Linked DNA regions of Homo sapiens: regions 2, 3 and 4 are each linked to region 1. A link is a contact called in ENCODE Hi-C or POLR2A ChIA-PET data. All regions are on one chromosome and are shown on one strand. Each heading gives the region's core, a stretch centred on a gene start or an enhancer-like site at or near the end of the contact. The rest is flanking DNA. Distances are from core to core; before and after follow the strand shown.

Region 1 (4,740 bases), core at 1,295-3,794:
AATGGGGGGAAGGGAGCAAAATAAGTTGCTACAAAATGGGCAATATAATTTTGCCACAATTGCCAAGGTTTAAAAAGCAAAGCAATTGTAGCTAAAGACAACTGAATAAAATGTTTGCAAGTGTTTTAAGGAAAATGTATATAATCATTTTTAACCCCTGCCTTTTAGTATAAGGTCAATACTGCCAATTTCATCTGTGACAATAGCACTTGGAGTCATACCATTGCCTCCATTATTGATCTGATCCTCCTCAATCCTCCTTTTGACAATCCTAAAATGATTGAAATGTGCTCCACAATCCTTAATCCAAAGCATTCTTAATCCATCTCTTCAGATATGTCTACAGAAAGACACATGAAAAGCAAGATAAACATAAGAACTTCCCCAGGTAAGATAACCACAAACACCCCCAACATCCCAGTTCACACAAACCAGGGCAGATAGACATTTACACAATATCACAGTCTGAAGAGTATGGAGTTAACTAAATTTAAACAATCCTGTCTATGACATCACTTAAAATACAATTTATCAAAGACACGAAGGGAATGTAGATGTTAGGAGCAAGGGGATATTACAAGAATGCAATTCAACACTTTAGCCCATTCTGAACAAAACAGTTTGAATTAAAAAATGAAAAGATTGTACTGAATAAAGGAAAACTGTATACAACATGGGTTCTACAAAAAGTGTCACCAATCATCTTATGTACGAGAGCGAGATCTGCTATGACGGGGAGAATAGCGTGGTGATCCTCTGCTTCTCCTTGGGGAGTAACTGCGACTCCTGCTGTTGCTTCTGCTACGGCTTCTGCTACGACTACGGCTTCGAGATCGAGATCTTCCATAACTTGGACTTCTGGGCCCATCAACTTTAACCCGGATGTAGGCAGTTTCTCCCTATTGGATAGACAGAACTTTCCATTGAAAGATCTAAGCTTTCATCTATCTTCAGACATGCTGAATGAATACAATGTAACTAAAACCAGAAATCTGGCAATTTACTTGGACAACCTTGCCTGAATCCTTACCTTGAAATTCCACTGTTAAGACCACTGTATCCAATTCTGGTCAAAGAAAAGAATACGTGTATAACCTACCTCATGAGATCTAAACTTAGTGTTATCCAGTTTTCGAACTGCATAGGTCATATCTTCTTTCCGTACAAACTCCACGACACCAGTGCCATCTCGGTAAACATCAGCATAACATACATCACCTGCTTCACGCATGTGATCCTTTAAATCCTGCCAACTTCCACTTGGAGGCAGTCCTGAAAAAGTGATTTTTTTTTTCTTAGTACCAATTATCTTAAATTTCACGTTAAGCTGGTAAGGTACATTAGGACAAAGAGTACTTTAAAGTACTTAATAGGTGTACTTAAGTGATACCAGGTAAAGAGAGCTGGTAAGATTCTGGAATCCAGAGTCCAAAATTATTTGTAACGATCTTCGTATCTAGTACCGCAACCTAATTTGGTAAATCACCACAGCAGCAATCCTCGTTTATTAAATTCACCCAAAAACTAAAGCAATTTAAGACCTAGCATGAAAAATTTGCAATTATTAAACCTGTCACGCAAGAGAAAAATTTTAGGTAGTTTTCGTCCCTTCACATCAATCCACACAACCAGTACACTCACCAGAGACAACCACTCTGTTTTCAGACCGCCTGGATGGGGGGCCATAGCGACCTCGGGGAGCTCCGCCACCTCCACCCCCGCCGCCGCCTCGGCCTGTTCCACGGCCGCTTCGAGGAAACTCCACCCGCAGACGGTACCCATCGTAATCATAGCCGTCGCGACCATACACCGCGTCTTCCGCGTCTCTGCGGGATCGCAGAAAGTAAAAGGGATGAGAAACACCAGGAGGAGAAGCTCGCTCAGTTGGGAACCAGCAAACCCCCCGCACATGCGCACCCAACGTGGAAGAGCCCACATGCGCCGCATAATAGGAATGGCCCCTCCCCCACCCAGAAACACGCCAGGCTCCCAACCACTACACCAGCCCTCAGCGCCTCAGTTTCCCGCTCCAGCCTGCGAATGGGCTCCGGGGACGTCCAAGGCGAGGCGCCAGAGAAGCCACATCAACTCAGCTCCTTACTCGACTCCTGCATGGGCGATACAGTCTCGCCCCAACCTCTCTAAGAGCCCCCGCTTCCCCGTTCTCTATGTTAAGGCCTTGGAGCCTTCCCCAACTACTCGGACCTATTTCCTCAAGGCTGCAAGCCCCATGCCGCCTCACCGCGGGTCCTCGAACTCAACGAAGGCGAAGGGCGGTCCCCCGCGGCGATTCTTGAGGTCGATGTCGCGGATAGCGCCGTATTTGTAGAACACGTCCTCAATGTCCTTGGTTCGGATGTCTGGAGGTAAGTTACCCACGTAGATGCGGCAATCGTTGTTCCCTGCGGGGCCACGAATCACACCACCTCCCGACATGGCGGTGACGAAAAGCGCGGACTCGAGAACAGGCCTTCCCACCAAGCCTAGCGCACGGCAGAGCGAGCCCGCAGCGGCACCACGTCTCCCGCGGCCCCTCCAAAATGGCGCCTTTATCAGCTCGGCGCACGGATATGGGGGGGAGACAGAGGAAGAGAAGCGGAAGGAAACAGCGATTCGATCCCAACACGCACGCGCGGGAGCGCAACGGGTGCTGCGAGGGCTACGTTCAGCGCACGCGCACGCACGCGCGACGTCACCCTCCCCACGAAGGGGGTAAAAAAGTCCCCCGCGTTCCCAGCTTGGGGTGGTTTGCGAACAGAGTGACCAGCCGTTTGGTAAAAGTTAAATAACGAACTTTCGTTAAAGGAGCTAGTCATCCAGGTCGGGTCTTGAAGGATGGTCGATTTCTCCAGGAATGAGGATCTTTGAAAGCAACTCGGCGCCTTCAAAGCACTTGGTGAAACCTAGCCTAAAGCGTTGTCCCACCATGCTCTGCGGCGATAACGGCCTTTGGCGGGAAAGAGTCTCGGAGGCGGGGCCAAAGGGGGACGGCCCGGGCGGTTGCTCCGGAAACCCGGGTATCTTCGTAGGGTGCGTCTAATCCAGAGCTGAGTTGCGGGTGATTGAACGGAGAGCTGGGGCGTTGGTTTGTCTTCCCGCCCCTGCTGCGAATAGACCGTGGCTGCTTAGACAGATGTGTCTAATTTAGCGAAACCGATTTAGATTCCTTAATCCTCTTCATTAAGTACCGTTCCGCCTTCTCGTCAGAACTTTGCATAGCTCGGGTCAGCACTCCTAGTGCTAGTCGCAGTGGGTCCGTATCCCGACCGGCAACGTGGTACCCGCCAACCAGAAGGGGTAACACCGTACCGCCTATGGGACCCACACCTTTTTATCTCTTGTTAGTCGCCTGTCCGTGGGACTAGCGCAGAATGCCTGCAGAATGAATCGTTTCTGTTGTTTCCTTTCAAAGAACGAGAAGGAAGAAAGGGTGCGTGTGTGCAGTCCTTTTTTCAAAAGTTTTCCCTAAAAGTTACTGATACACCAGGTTTTGAAAATACCGGTCCTCTCAGGTAATAAAATGGAGCAAAATGGATGTGAGAACCGTAACCACTAGATACCGCGGTTGCTATTCAGGACTGTGATCCTGTTTGCCTGCGGCATTGGGAGATAACATTTTACATTTTTTTTCGACGTCTGAAATCTGGATTTTTATGTGAAATCCTGGGATTTTTAAACGTCGCTAATGAATTAAAATTCAAATCAGGCTGGGCGCGGTGGCTCACGCCAGCACTTTGGGAGGCCGAGGCGGTTGGATCACTTGAGGTCAGGAATTCGAGACCAGCCTGGCCAACATGGTGAAATCCCGTCTCTACTGAAAAAACAAAAAATTAGCCGGGCTTGGTGGCAGGCGCCTGTAATCCACTCTACGCGGGAGGCTGAGGCAGGAGAATCGCTAGAACCCTGGAGGCGGAGGTTGCAGTGAGCTGAGATGGCGCCATTGCACTGCAGCCTGGGCTACAGAGTGAGACTCCTCCAAAAAAAAAAAAAAGGAGGGGGAAACAACAACAAATTAAAATCAAACCCTGCAGTCATAAATTTGCCATAACAGATCTACACACTGAATTTAAGGGATAATTTTCTTCATGTTATTTATTTACAGTAGTCCCTTTCCGCAAGGATGTGAGGCAACTTACAGAGATACCATAAAACATGAAAACTAGATGAGGCTGGGCGTGGTGGCTCACTCCTGTAATCCCAGCACTTTGGGAGGCCGAGGCGGGCGGATCACCTGAGGTCAGGAGTCGGAGACCAACATGTCGAAACCCGTATCTTCTAAAAATACAAAACATTAGCTGGGTATGGTGGCGCGTGCCTGTAATCCCAGCTACTCGGTAGGGTGAGACAGGACAATCTCTTGAACCCTTAGGAGGTGGAGGCTGCAGTGAGCGGAAATCACGCCACTGCACTCCAGCCTGGGTGACAGAACAAGACTCCATCTCACACACACACAAAAAAAATGCTAGAGTAAGAAATCAGAGGAATGGGAAAATGAGGGGTGGATTAAATGAAATACGCATAAATTACTATACAAAATGCCTGCAGTGAAAGCCCGTTGAATTTGTTGAGATAGATTGCAAATTTTACTTTAGTCTTCCCAGAAGTCACGGTAAAGAAGGGTACAGAAGTATTGTGTATTCAAAATCCAAAGTGCCTTTGGGATAAAAGTAAATAGGTCATTCAGGAGAAGGACATGTTTTCTTAATTCTAAAAGCTGATGAAATATATTTTACAAATGTT
Region 2 (4,740 bases), core at 746-3,245, 1.6 Mb after region 1:
AATCAACTGCTTTTGGGATTCTAAATGTACTTAAAGTTACAGGGTCTGTATGAAAATGCCAGACACTAATTAAATTTTGGTGGCCCATTCATGATACGGCTCTTTTATCTCCGGATTCTGAGATTGAAAAGGTGACTTGATCAAGCTATTGAATTACTGTAATAAAACAATTACTCCCTTAGAATTTTAATTTAGAATTTGTCTACTTCCAAAAAGGGTTTAAAGCAGTTATTACTAGACTGGCATTAGGTTATTTCAAATGTTGCGGAACAGAGGATCTTCGTGTATTTAGCTTAACAATACAAAAAGAAATTTTGCAAGCATAAATATTCACTCTTACAACATGGTGGCAAGGCTTTTCTTTGCAGAACAATCTTTGCCCTCTTACCTGCCAGACTCTTCTCTCATGCTCAGTATGTGAGACAGTTAAGTAAAGGGAAAAACACTAAAAGCAACTAAAATGATTGGCAAACTTCTCACTGTAACCTAAACTGCTTAGCATACAAAACTATCGTCTACCCAATAGGGTTTTATGTCCTTTAACTGAAAAGGACACTAAAAATAATTATTGTGGACTTGAGCTTTTCTCTTTCGGCGGGGCGGGGGGTGGGGGGGGAGAATCACCTCTCTTACAAAGATAAAAGGCACAGAACTAACGTCTTTCATCCTTTATTGTATTGGTGCGATTATGAAATATTATTATGGCTTATACTTTAGCAAGAAAGTACCAGAAAGGTTATTATTAATCGACAATGAATGCCGTTGATACCTTCATGCTCTTTGAAGACAGGATGCTCCGGCTTTGAAGCGCTACATTTCTACATTGCTAACCTACAGGAACCTATGTTGAGGTGGTCCCACCGAAATACACGGCTAATAGTTCATCTCTTTCCTCCAGGAACCTTCAGGTTTTTTTTTGTTTGTTTTTTTTTTGAGACGGAGTCTCGCTCTGTCGCCCAGGTTGGAGTGCAGTGGCGCGATGGAACCTTCGGGTTTTACTAAGCATCCTTACCCTAATTATCTAAATCTTTGAGACGTAAATTATTTGATGTGGCTAAAAATCCTCCTGCTAGAATTTAGGTCCAATCCTTTAATGTTCGGATACTCAAATTCTTTAACGAAACTGATCACTGAGCTAGGCCGACACAAGTCCGCCAAAATGTCCGCAGAAACGTTAAGAAAAGCTGTCATAAGGCCAGCTTGAAAGACATCATAAAAGGCCTTCGCTGTCCTTTGAGTTAATTATCTAACACCCGAAGAGAGTGCCAGTTCTAGTTAGAATCCGCGCGTCAGGTTCTCCAACAGTCAGAAGGGCTTGTGTGAGGGCAGGGAAGATTTTAAACCCCGTTTCAGGCCCCCTCCCTAGGCTGTAGGAAACCACCCACTCTGAAGCCCGGCGGGGGAGGAGTGCTGCAGCCAGCTGCCGAGGGAGCGCTCTGCGGCGAGGCCGTTTCCCTGAGTCACGGAGAGGGCGGGAGGCTGCGCCCGTCTGCCCCCGCCACGTCCTCCTGTGAGGGGCTCAGTCGAAACAGGCAGCGGTCGCAGGGAAACGAAGCGGCACCCGTCATGCCTCAAGGTGGCCCAAAAGCCTCTTCACTCCCAGGAGACGCCGCATTTCCTTAAAACGAGCTCTCCATTTCTGGCAGCAATCAGCCGACCCTTCCCCATCAGTATCACGTGCACCTGGAAGTACGTGGGTGGGACCTAAAGCGCCCACGGAAGTGACGTCGGTCGCCCCGAGTCGCATGATGTGGCAAAATGAAAAAAAAAAAGTGGGGGGAGAAAGAGAAGACTGGCGAAAGTGATGAGTCTAAAAAAGTAGTCCCTCCGGTTCCTCTGTTTCCCCCCATGTGGCGTCAGGAAGCGAGGCACCGGGCGCACTGCGCCCCGAATTCCTGCGCCCGCCGCGCGCGGCGCTCCGTGGAGGGGTACATAAGGCGGAGGGGGTGAGGCGACTGGGCGGAGTTCTGTCGCCGGGATCCTTCCGCTGGGCTCAGCCGTTTCCGGAGTCTGCGCTGCGCCCGGTTCCGCCATTGCGGCTCTCCTGGCCCCTGGAGCCTCCGCCCCCGACCCGAGCTCTTTCGTCTGCCTGCCAGTTTCCTGCGTCCCCGGAGAGGATCCTGCTGAGCCCAGCCTCCCCCCTCCCCTTCTCCTCCTCTCCCTTGGAGAGCCCGGGCAGCCACTGCCCCGCAGCCCCAGTGACAGGAGGAGACCATAACCCCCGACAGCGCCATGGCCCAGATTCTGCCAATTCGTTTTCAGGAGCATCTCCAGGTGCGGCCGGGCCCGGGCTGGTGAGGGCTGTGGAGAAGGTGGTAGGAAGGATGGAAGACGCTGGAGTCTGGGCCCGAGCAGTATCGGAGCTGGAGGGGCGGGGGGGTTGTCGGTGATTGGGGTAGGTGGAGGAGGGGGCACTATCTTGGAAAGCTTAAAATATTAAATGATGTGGGGCTTGGATGGAAAGGACAGGAGTTGGGGTGCAAAGAGCTGCAAGGACCAGGCCTGGATCCAAAGGCCTCTCGATCTTGCTTCCTGGATGGCCAGAACTGCGCGTACAAACTCTCTCCCCATTTTATTCATTTCATTCATTTGGGTAGGGGAGTGGGAGGGGGATTCTCCCTTGTTTCTACCAGAGCAAGGATTCTTATCCCCTGGGCCAGTGCGGGGCTGTCACCTTCCATTGCTCTCCTCTTTCCCTCATCGTGTCTGCACCCAGGAGTTGTGGGGCGGGTGGGTTGGGGAGGAGCAACCTTTTTTTTCCCTCCCTCTGCGGCTCTCAACTGAGAAAGGCACCTTCTCCGGTGGTGGGGGTTGGGGGTGGTGGTGAGGCGGTGGCTTTTCTCTTGCCTTCCCTGAGGCAGTAGGGACAGAAGGTCACTGAAAGAACGGAACGAGGGTAGAATGGGAGAACGCATTTCTTAGAGCTATGTCAATCTCAGAGTGTGTGCGGTCAAACTCCCTAAGGAAACTCGCCTCCCCTTCCCCCTTTTTTTATTTCTCTGGGGATGTTGTGGCTCTTAACCCCTCTTTGGTTCTGGAAGGTAGGAAAGAGTGATACAGAGGTTATCTTTTAGTCTTCTCGAGTAGTAGCAGGTAGTTTTGAATATCTTCTTCAGGATCGCATGGAATTGAACAGAGCCCTGGGGACAGCACAGCTGCTCTGAGACCTGCAGGGCTATTTGGTCTGTGACTGGCTTCCCTTTAGTAAGTTCTAGAGTTCTTCCCCATGGTTCCTTATCCTGGAGGCAACATATTGTTATCTGGCAACATGCCAGTGGCGGGCCTAGGCAGGTGACCATTGGAAGGCTTCACTGAATTAAACCTCTTCAGAGCTTTTGATTTTCCTGTGTCACCAATCCTGTTTTTTACTGTAGCTTAAATAATTTATTCCTATTAATTTGCTTTCTTCCCAAATATCCCCTTAAAGAAACCTGCCTCAGCTCAGTCGTCTGAAGGGCTAATTCCATAATGACAGGGAATGCAGTGGTTTGACATGACACTGATATCAGTGACCTATTAGACACTTTACCATTGAAGACCATTTTTATTTACATTTCCCCATTGGCATAGCATACATAAAGGATTCTTGTTAATAAAAGGTTTTAACATTCAGGCTATAAGTAACATAATTTCATATTTCTTTGCAAGTATTACCATGTTTGCACTAGCAAGGACTTATTTTCCTTTAAGGCTTGAAATGTAAAGAATAATAAATTTTTACCCATAAAATGAGTTAAATAATGCACTTTCCTCAGTCATCTATAATTTTCAAATAACTCATCTGAAGTAATGGAATATACCTTGGCAATAAAAACACTTTTACAGAGGGTTAAAAATGTTAAATAACAAAATGGACATTTTTTTTTGATCAATCCAAGTTTAGTTGCTGTGGTTGCTTTTGTTAAAGTGGGGTGGCAAATGAATGTGGAGAGTTGAGGGGTGCTGTTCTTAAGTGTGAGGGGAAAACGCGGGCTTATTTTCATATTAAACTGCATCTGAAATATCTTTCTGCAGACAAATGTTTATAAACCACACAGAGAATCAAGTACAGCTGCTCTTTATTTTCCACGGCAGATGTGTAGCTCACTACTAAATCTTGTGGTGGTTGGAGTAATAGCTTTTCATTTCTTTTAAAGAGGAGACAAGAATTGTTAAATGATCCCAAAGATTCGAACCCAACCTTGTCACTTATTAAAGACAAATTTAATACATGTCTGTTTTGTAACTGGATCAAAGTTTCTGCAGATGCTTGAATGAAGCCATTTTCTTCTCAAATAATTTGAAGATTTTGAATATAAAGCGATTTGCAAATTGAAAAATTCAGTCCTCTGTGTTTTGGATTGCTATGTCATGCCTAAACTTAAGCTTGCTTAGCTAATATGACTGTGCTCCAGTTGATTAATTGTGGAGCCCAAATAACTACAGCCTCTTTCATGATAATATATCTCCTAACTTCATATCATTATCTCCTCCCTTTTTAAAAATTAATAAGCATTTTGTTTTTTTGAGGAGACAGGGTTTTTGCTGGAGGTCAGTGGCACCATCACAGCTCACTGCAGCCTTGACCTACTGGGCTCAAGCCATCCTCCCACCTCAGCATCCTGAGTAGCTGGGACTACAGCCATGAGCCACCACACCTGGCTAATTTTTGTATTTTTTGTAGAGATGGAGTTTCATGTTGCCCAGGCTAGTCTCGAATGCCTGGGCTCAAGCAATCCTTTGCCTTGACCTCCCAAAGTG
Region 3 (4,740 bases), core at 1,417-3,916, 1.1 Mb after region 1:
AAAGAAGTCCTGTGAGAATACTGACTCTACTGTAAAAGCCAGACGAAGTTTAAAAATTAGAAACAGCCAATTTGAGAAGCAAACAACCTGTTAAAAGCAGAATTAGCATCATTTAGCAGAAATGAATTATGAATTTAAGCAGAAATATCTATATCAGTAGGGAGGAATTCAGAATGGGAGAAGGGCAAGATAGTCTTAACATTTAAGCCTGTTGACAGAATCAAATTACAATGCTTAACATTTTGTTTTTTTTAAATGATAATAAAACTTAAAACTAAAAGTTCATTATTACAGGTTTGAAAATCTGCAGGAAATTCTTCCTTCTTCCCTCCCATTTCTCCCTACACTTCTCCAACCCCACACACACTGCACAAAGAAAATTTAAACACAAAATGCTAAAAGTAATTGAAAGCCTTCAAATTAAATTTGTATATGAGAGGCACTCCAATTCATTAGCACAACAGAAGAAAATAAGATATATCAAGGCCTCACTTTTTCTGGGGTGGGAATGGGGGGTGGGTGAGGTTTCTTCCAGGATCACCACCCATCCTTTCCAAGGAAGAAGTTAGAGACCCAAGATTCAGCTTGAAGAAAGCAGGGCAGGCACAAAGGATACCTAAGCAGTAATGCCAGGGAATGGCGTGGGAAGGAGGGACGGATTACAAACGAAGAAAGAAGTCTTTTACTTTTTTAAAACTTAATCTTTTTTTTTTTTGAGACGTTGTCTCTGTCGCAAGGCCGGAGTACAGTGACGCGATCTCGGCTCACTGCAACCTCCGTCTCCCAGGTTGAAGCGATCCTCCTGCCTCAGCCTCCCGAGTAGCTGGGACTACAGGCGCGTGCCATCACACCCGGCTAATTTTTTTATTTTTAGTATAGACGGAGTTTCACCATGTTGGCCAGGGTAGTCTCAATGTCTTGACCTCTTGATCCGCCCGCCTCGGCCTCCCAAAGTGCCGGGATTACAGGCGTGAGCCACCGCGCCCGGCCAATCGTATTTAACAGACAAGCAAACAAACAAAAAAAGACAGGAGCTCAGTGGCAGGCGCTTCCTCCAAAGTCCAGGTTTTTAAGGAAAGCAGCCCAACCTGGGAAAAAAAAAAAAAAAGAAAAGAAAAGAAAAAAAAGATAATGCTGAACGAAAAGGGCTGAAGACAGAACAAGGACACTAAGAGGAAAAAAGCGCGGGCGATCAAGCTGGTAATCTAAGGATGGGAGGGAGGGAATAAAGAGAACAAGTGAGGGACGGATCCTTAAAGAAAACTAGGACAGCCCCCCAGCTGGGCGCCCCCCGAGCAGGCCAAACACGCCAGCAACAACGGGAGTGCTTTCCAATTCTTCGCCCCCGTTTTCTACTTTCACAGATGAATGAAAGTGCACAACTCCAGAGCAGGATGCCTTTCCTGTCTCAATCCCGCCCGCGCTCCGGGAGCGGAGCTCGTGGTTACGATCCCCTTCGCTCACACCTCTTCCCTCACCCACGGTTTGCCACCTCCGGATCAAACAGAAACGGGTTCCTTGGCCGTTAGGAAGTTGTGCATACAAGTCTAGCATCCTTTCTCAGACTTTCTCGGCCCGCCTTTTAGAACGTGAGCGGGTTGGCCCTACAGGGATTTCTCCTCGCCCCCGTCAGTTTATTCCCCACCCCACCCTCCGTTCCCCTTTCTTGGAGTGTGAACCACCTCTCCCTTCTTGGGACGCTTAGGGACCGTTCCATTCACATCTTTTTTGGTACAAACACAGAATGCGGTCTGCACCCGGCGCAGTTTCGTAAGGGGTGTAAAGGTGAGGGCAAGGAACAAGGAATTCCAAAGGCCCCGCACCCTCAGCATCTCCCGCCATTTCCCTGACGAGTTTCCCGGATGTAACCCCTTACCCGAGGCGGTTTAGACACCAGACGGTGGCGGCTCCCTTTGGTGCAGGAGGAGGGAACTCGACTCTGGTCCAGCCTCCGCCGCCCGGAGTTTCCGGCGACTCCAAATTGTGCCCCACCTCCGAGGCCATGGGGGAAAAATAAACTACCCAGTAGATCTCCTTCACTTTGCACTCACCATCAGTTCCAGCTTATCGACCTCCGCCTCCATGTTGAATAGTTGACATTCCGCAGACCGCGGCGGCGCTTAAGCCGCAAGCCGTACTAGCACGGAGGGCCTCCATTGGACAGCTGTCACTCAACATCTCGCACTCATTGGCTCCTCCGTTCCACCGGCTCCCGCCCATTGGAGACTGGGTAACGCCCCTCTGCATGAGACACATTTTCCTGTTGGGCAAAGGCACAAAACGCCGCAGGAGGATTGGCTGCTGTGCAAATTTTTTTTTCCATTGGCTGCCCCCTCCTCTCTACTTTCAATTTTGTAGTTAGGGCTCTGCAGAGAAGAGCTTGAGATTGGTGCAATTGGAAGAAGAGCCAACCAATCACACCAGAGCTTCCACCGACAGCAGAGGGGACGTAACACACCTTCTTTCCCCTCCGGCTTTCCTTCCCCTTCTCTCCCGCCTTCTCCTTATTCATACCAGAAGCGCCTCAGCTCTGATTGGCTGGAGCTCTGTGCTATCTCAGCCAATCACAAGCCGGGCTGTGCTCCTACACCATCCGAAGAGCGAATCGTGCAGAGACCGTGTCTACGATTGGCCTCTCCCTGACAAGGATTTAATTTTGAATTTTTCTTTATGGCGTGGGAGAGGCCACAGCCCGGACTCCATCGACTCCCCCGGCTCTTAGACTAGTAAGTGCAGGAACGATTATTTCTTTGTTATCTGAGCTCGCGTCTTGAGTAGCTGGGCCTGTTGCTGCTTGTGTTTTTATGGTTTAGGGAGGTGGGGACTTTGGCTGGACACGAAGGGGAAATGGAAAGGAGGAAGGGGAGGTTTGGGGCTGGGGAAGAAGTGCTCGGCCTGGCTTCATCTTAACCATACTTCTATTTAATTAACACTTCGCAAGATACGTTTTGGAGCAAAGCATCTGCCTTCCTTTTGAACATTTCTTTACATATTTGCTGCTCAATGCAAGTCCACAGATCAGCGGCATCCGCATCTCTTGTTTGCTTGTTACAAATGCAAATTATCGGACTCCACCCAAATTTACTAAATCAGAATATACATTTTAACAAGATTTCCCTGAGTGATTTCTATGCACATTAAAGTTTAAGTTGGTACATTTCTTGACTGGGAATATTACTATGTTACTCGATATTGTCTGGCATGCTGTTAGAGTGTCAATTTTAAATGCGTGTCCTGTTTACTGAGTGCCTAATACTGTGCGGGATGAGACTTTAGGGAGCTGCAGTCTCTTTGGAAAAACAAGACAGAACAAAAACAGCAATGCTTAAAAAAAAAAAAGCATAAAACATAAAATTTAAAAAAAGCAAGTACCCAGAAATAGTGCTATGGGTGTTCAAGAAGAATCAATTGGACTGCTAATGGAAATTAAGTAATTGAAGGCTATTTGTGGAGGAGCGCAAGAGACTTCCATAAAAATGTGTTTTAGGAAGATGGCAATGAAATGCAACAGTCATTTCCGTTGCTGCTACAGCTTTGAAAGTACCCCAGAACAAAGAACTTTTCTTCTCTTTCTTTCTTTTTTTTTTTTTTCTTTTTTTGTGACGGAGTCTCGCTCTGTCGCCTAGGCTGGAGTACAGTGGCACAATCTCGGCCCACTACAACCTCAGCCTCCTGAGTAGCTGGGAGTACAGGCGCACGCCAGCACGCCCGGCTAATTTTTGTATTTTTAGTAGAGACGGGGTTTCACCCTCTTGGCCAGGATGGTCTCGATTTCCTGACCTCGTGATCCACCAGCCTCAGCCTCCCAAAGTGCTGGGATTACAGGCGTGAGCCACCACGCTCGGCCGCAAAGAACTTTTCATATCATTGGGTGGAGTTTTCACAGAAGCAGCAGCGCCAACTCCTGCAAAAGACTGTAATTCTTACTGTATTATTTATTGCATCTTCCTATTGGAAAATAGCTTTAGACCCATCTTTTAGCCATATGAAGATGTGGTATGATATGAAGAAGTAAAAACCTCCCTAACCAAGAGAATTTGACAATATTAGAATATATTCCTTAACTAAAATAACACTTGCTAGCTAACACTTAGCAGGAATGCTTCTTTTCATTCTTTATTGAATGAAACATTATTTAGCTCCTGCTGTATTCTAGATGCTGGGAAAACAAAGATGAATGAAATTTGTCACACCCTTGAAAAGCTCACAGTCCAGCAGGATGACAAACATACAAGCAAAAATTACAATGAAATGTAATACATTTTATAATAAAGATGTGTATAAAGTGCTATAGAAGTGCAAAAGAGATGACATTTCAGCCAGTATAAATTCTGTAAGGAGGCTGGGCATGGTGCCTCACACCTGTAATCCCAGCACTCTGGGAGGATGAAGCGGGCGGATCACTTGAGGTAAGGAGTTCAAGACCAGCCTGGCCAACATGGCAAAATCCCATCTCTACTAAAAATACAAAAATTATCCGGGTGTGGTGGCACGCCCCTATAATCCCAGGTGCTCAAGAGGCTGAAGCAGGATAATCGCTTGAACCCAGGAGGTGGAGGTGGCATTGAGCTGAGATCACACCACTGCACTCCAGCCCGGGTGACAGAGCGAGACTCTGTCCACCCCCCCAAAAAAAAAAAAATTCTAGAAGGACAAAGACTATGTTGGTGTTGTTCAGGATTGTATGCCAGCACCTAGCATAGTACTTGGTGGATTATAAGCACTCAACTAATATCTATA
Region 4 (4,740 bases), core at 1,145-3,644, 1.1 Mb before region 1:
CCAGCACCTTGGCCTTGAGAGATGTTGAGTTCGGATGTGAGCTGGTGGCTTTGGCTGCAGCTGGGAGAGGAAACAGAGAGTGATTTGCAGAACAAACTCAGAGTGGACACCCCAAAGCTCCTTGCCCATGATAACTTACCCTCCAAGCCAGCTTGTTTTAAATCCACTAACTGTTCCGGGGCTCCAAACGTGGGAAGCTTGCTGGGTAAGGCAGGGACAGGGGCTGGGGGTAAGGAAAGGGAAATATGATACAGAGCAACGGGATGGCCTCTACTCCCTTCCACACTGATTAAGAGCCACTTCTACAAACACACGCCTGAACAGCAGGACAACACAGGGGAAAACAGACAAGGCTAAAGTCACCTTATTCATCTCACTTATGCTTGTCCTCCCCTCCAGCCTCAGGCCTGCTGCCATTACAGAATGGAATCATATAGAACCCATCACAGAACCCTGATGAGAGAGGTCGACTCTCACTACCAGCATTTAGTTCTGTGCTCGGGCAGTCTCAAGAAACGAACAGTTGCAGAAATGCATAACTTACGAGGTTTCTTGGATTTCTTTTCCTCTTCTGCAAAAGAAAGTTTTCAGATTTAATTTCTTTTAAGGCACAACACAATGACATTTTCAAAATAATAACATTCATGTGCATGAATTTGACCCAGACAAATAAAAGGATGTTTTAATTTGAAAAACAGAAGGAGTCAGCAGGCAAAATGAATCTATAGTGATAGAAACCAGCATGAGCGGTCGTGGGGGCGGGGACTGACTAATAAGGAGCATGAAGGAATTTTCTGGAGAAAGGGAAATTCTTTATCTTGATTTGAACAATGGTAACACATGTATGCATTTGTCAAAATAGATCTAACTGCACATTTAAGATTTACTGCAGGGAAAAAAGAGATTTACTGCAGGTAAATTATATTTCCATAAAGGAAAAAACACAAAAACCAAATAGGGAATCAGAAAAAAAAAAATGCTTGCCAAGGGCTGGGCGCATGGTGGCTCATGCCTGGAATCCCAGCAATTTGGGAGGCCAAGGTGCAGGAACCACTTGATCTCAAGCGTTAGAAACTAGCATGGGCAACATGGGGAAACCCCATCTCTACAAAATTACAAAAAAAAAAAAAAAGAAAAAACTAGCCAGGCCTAGTGGCACACACCTGTAGTCCCAGCTACTTGGGAGGTGAGGCAGAAGAATTGCTTGAGCCCAGGAGGATGAGGCTGCAGTGAGCTGTGTTCTTGCCACTGCACTCCAGCCTCAGCAACAAAATGAGACCCTGTCTCAAAAAAAAAAAAAAATGCTTGCCAAGTCTTTTAAAAATATCTGGAGTGTCTACCTACAGGAACTGAGTTTGGCTAAAATAGTCGTTCTCAAAGTCTGGTGCCCAAGCCAGCTGCAGTGACATCACCAGAGAACCCCTAAGAAATGCAAATTATTGGTCAGGCACTGTAGCTTACTCCTGTAATCCCAGCAATTTGGGAGGCTGAGGTAGGAGGATTGCTTGAGGCCAGGAGTTCAAGATCAGCCTGGACAACATATCAATATCCTGTCTCTACAAAAAAAAAAAAATTGTTTTAATTAGCCTGGCTTAGTGGCACATGCCTACAGTCCTAACTCCTCAAGAGGCTAAGGTAGGAGGATCACTTGAGCCCAGGAGTTCGAGGCTGCAATGAGTTCTGTTCGCACCACTGCACTCCAGCCTAGGCAAAAGAGCGAGACTCTGTCTCTTAAAAAATAGTAAATGCAAATTCTTGGGCCCCAAGCCAGAGCCACTGAATCATAAAGGCTGGGGGTGAGACCCAGCAATCTGTGATGTACAAGCCCTCCAGGTGAGTCCAAAGTCCACTCAAGTGGGCTAGAAGATCCCAGCTTCCTTCTTTGCCACCTTCCACAACACTGGAACAAAAAGGGGCGTTTTTGAAATCATATCCCTGCCCACCTGCAGGACACCTGACATTACAGATAAGCCCTGCTCTCTCCTATTACCCTCTCCCTCCCCCAGACCCCCATCACACCACAAAGCCCCCTTGCTACCGCTTCTCCTACTTCGAAGTCACATCACTCACAGTCGCTCACTCTCCCATTTCCTCCCCTTCTGCCACTTTCCCACCCACTCCCTGTGGACCAGCATCTTGGGAGGCCCAGGCTGTGACATCAATCTAGGGCACAGGCACCTCCCTCATCACCTACCCTTAGACATCTCTCTGCACTGGGACTACTCCATACCCCCTCCCCTATTTCCCCATTTCAGCCTAGAGGAGCCTTGATTCATTCCCGAACTTTATTCTCCAGGGTGTCATTCTGCTGTGACATGAGGACCTCACCTCACTGGGGAACACACCTGCCTGCTGGCCGGCATCCCTACCTCATTCATACTAAGGGAGGAGCTTTCAGAGGAAGGTGACTGGGGAAGGACACAGGTCAACAGTACCTTTCCACTTCCTCTTTCACTCCTCTTTTCACACAAAGTACCCTTCGAGGTTTTCCGGCCCAGCTAAGGGCTCCCTCCTCCATCTGCACCAGGCATCCCAGCCCTGACTCTGTTCCATTCGGGGACCGATACCACACTCTGCCTGCTACAGGTGACCTGAACACTAAGCACAAGCAACAACAACAAAGAGCAAGCCCTGGCTCTCTCATCCCCCCAACACCAGCAGTGTGCAGCCAGCCCTCCTGGGTTCACACCAACTTTTCAGGGAAGCAATGACAGCTAACATTTCAGTGGTATATGGACATGTCAGTGGTATATGAACATGTCAGCGGTATATGGGCATGTCAGCGGTATATGGACATCTCAGCGATATATGAACATGTCAGCGGTATATGGACATGTCAGCAGTATATGGACATCTCAGCGGTATATGGACATGTCAGCAGTATATGAACATCTCAGCGGTATATGGACATGTCAGCGGTATATGGACATCTCAGTGGTATATGGACATCTCAGTGGTATATGGACATCTCAGTGGTATATGGCTCATAAAGAGCTCTCACAATCAGTGTCCCCTCATCACTCAGAATCATCCTGTGGCCTCGATATCACTATTGTCCACATTTGCAGAACAGGACCACTCTTCTCCTCAACCCCCATGTCAATGGCAGGTGCCTGCCCAATGAGGGGGATAGTACCCCTAGGAGGGCAAAAATGGATCCTTGGGGGAGGGGGAGTAAAAAAGATTACTCTTTTTATGTGTAAAAGCACAAACATAAACAGTTATGCAGTAGATGGGTGGTATTAAAATTTCATGGGTTGTAATTAGGAAAAAAATTTTCTCAAATGGTTCTGGGGATGAGCAGGAGGAGGGTAACAGTGAGAAACCAAAAAAAAAAAAACAGTTGAGAAACATGGTAATAGCAGAAGCCCATTACAACCCAGAGACTTAACACTGCTGAGATGCCAAGGAGGTTTAGCCTCCACCCTTCCTGGACCGCCATCAGTCTCCTTGCCCAAGGCTCTGCCCAAGGACTTGGGTATAGTAAATATTTCTCAAAACAAGCCAGCCTCAGGCATCTTGCTGTTCCAGGCAGCCCAAACGTGCAATGCTGATGGACAGCGGAGCTTCTGCCACAGCCCTACAGCCCCCCGCAGTGGGGACTGCCACCAACTTCTTTCCCACTGAGGTCCAGGCCCCACAGTGACTCGGGATGGGCCGGAAGTGACTTGGCCAGAGCCTGGGGAGGCCACAGCCATGCTGTTGCCATGGAGACAGGGGTGGGGCTACTTACTGGAGACCTTCTTCACAGGGCGTGTGGATTTGTGTGTGGACGCTGGGTCATGCTCTCCAGGGTCACCTGTGTCAGAGAAGAAGGGCTCAGTGTGTGCGGCTCCTCTCACTGACCCTAGCAGCCAGCTTTGCCATGGGTCGGTGGGCAGGCAGAGGGTTTACACAGACAGCCATTTCCTCCGACCTTCCCCATCCCATCGCTTACAAGAGCTACAAACAAGGTGATCTAAGAACCAGTTTGGTGTATTCCCTTTTTTCTCTGACTTTTTAAAATGTAGCAAGGGCCAAGTCTTTTTTCCACCAGCACCCAGCTCTGTGGCCTCTGAGACTTCTCTGAGCTTTGGTTTCTTCGAGCACACAATGGGGATGACTTCACCTTGCTCATGGTTGATGTGACTCCTGAATGAGATCAAGGTCATGTAGCGGAGGCTGGGTCAACACTTGTTCCTTTCCCACTATTCTTTCTCTCCCCTCCTCCCACATACCAGCCACCTATAGCTTTGCCCCCACGCAGCACTTCCACAATGGGGCTGCACCGCCACCGATTTCAGAAGCCCTTCTGCAAGGACACTCGGCAGGCCAAGCTGAGATTCAAGCCCAATCTTGGACTACACAACAGAGATTTACTATGGGCCAGGCTCTGTGCTAGGCACTAGGGAAATAGCGTTGAAGAAAAATCAGACAGGCCAGGCACAGTGGCTCAAGCCTGTAATCCCAATGATTTGGGAGGCCAAGGCAGGAGCATCACTTGAAGCCAGGAGCTCAAGATCAGTCTGGACAACTTAGCGAGACCCTGGCTCTACAAAAAAAATTTTTTAGGCTGGGCCCGGTGGCTCACGCCTGTAATCCCAGCATTTTGGGAGGCTGAGGCAGGCAGATTACTTGAGGTCGAGAGTTCAAGACTAGCCTGACCAAAGTAGTGAAACCATGTCTCTATTAAAAATACAAAAATTAGCCAGGTGTGGTGGCACATGCCTGTAATCCCAGCTACTCAGGAGGCTGAGGCAG

What was found. Hi-C counts contacts between places; a loop is a spot of excess contacts on that map. ChIA-PET counts read pairs that join two places held with the same protein, here RNA polymerase II (POLR2A). Pooled maps may share reads with other maps.
Region 2: a pooled map shows a loop between it and region 1 (18-fold over the local background). The contact joins the promoter of CLTC here to the promoter of SRSF1 in region 1. A Hi-C loop is called at or near these places in 10 of 50 pooled maps. POLR2A ChIA-PET finds 5 or more read pairs at or near these places in 2 of 52 experiments (CD4-positive, alpha-beta T cell and CD4-positive, alpha-beta memory T cell).
Region 3: a map of naive thymus-derived CD4-positive, alpha-beta T cell shows a loop between it and region 1 (16-fold over the local background). The contact joins the promoter of PRR11 here to the promoter of SRSF1 in region 1. A Hi-C loop is called at or near these places in 3 of 168 maps with a recorded cell type or tissue (CD4-positive, alpha-beta memory T cell and naive thymus-derived CD4-positive, alpha-beta T cell), 1 of 37 single-sample maps with no recorded cell type and 13 of 50 pooled maps. POLR2A ChIA-PET finds 5 or more read pairs at or near these places in 2 of 52 experiments (CD4-positive, alpha-beta T cell and activated CD4-positive, alpha-beta memory T cell).
Region 4: a pooled map shows a loop between it and region 1 (4-fold over the local background). The contact joins the enhancer-like site here to the promoter of SRSF1 in region 1. A Hi-C loop is called at or near these places in 1 of 50 pooled maps. POLR2A ChIA-PET finds 5 or more read pairs at or near these places in 3 of 52 experiments (GM12878, WTC11 and activated B cell).

Annotation. Positions count from the first base shown.
Region 1 is chr17:58,004,702-58,009,441 of GRCh38, forward strand. It overlaps SRSF1 (serine and arginine rich splicing factor 1), which reads right to left and starts at 2,545. Exons shown (of 4, transcript NM_006924.5): 1 at 2,243-2,545; 2 at 1,642-1,826; 3 at 1,100-1,272; 4 at 1-899. The coding sequence starts at 2,436. The coding sequence ends at 705. RefSeq lists enhancers at 156-1,355, 1,687-1,736, 2,007-2,056, 2,180-2,898, 2,847-2,896.
Region 2 is chr17:59,617,900-59,622,639 of GRCh38, forward strand. It overlaps CLTC (clathrin heavy chain), which reads left to right and starts at 1,996. Exons shown (of 32, transcript NM_004859.4): 1 at 1,996-2,274. The coding sequence starts at 2,233. RefSeq lists enhancers at 430-1,242, 1,080-1,129, 1,140-1,259, 1,710-2,059, 1,789-2,083.
Region 3 is chr17:59,153,080-59,157,819 of GRCh38, forward strand. PRR11 (proline rich 11) reads left to right here and starts at 2,667. Exons shown (of 10, transcript NM_018304.4): 1 at 2,667-2,726. It overlaps SKA2 (spindle and kinetochore associated complex subunit 2), which reads right to left and starts at 2,107. Exons shown (of 4, transcript NM_182620.4): 1 at 2,052-2,107. The coding sequence starts at 2,084. RefSeq lists enhancers at 1,895-2,134, 2,795-2,844.
Region 4 is chr17:56,895,382-56,900,121 of GRCh38, forward strand. It overlaps TRIM25 (tripartite motif containing 25), which reads right to left. Exons shown (of 9, transcript NM_005082.5): 5 at 3,734-3,799; 6 at 545-571; 7 at 140-223; 8 at 1-60. Among named protein-coding and RNA genes, the nearest start is that of MIR3614, 6.4 kb to the left of the region's middle. Within about 2 kb of position 2,395, at least 3 of the 41 ENCODE cell types and tissues checked have a DNase peak (open chromatin) inside an H3K27ac peak, as active enhancers do.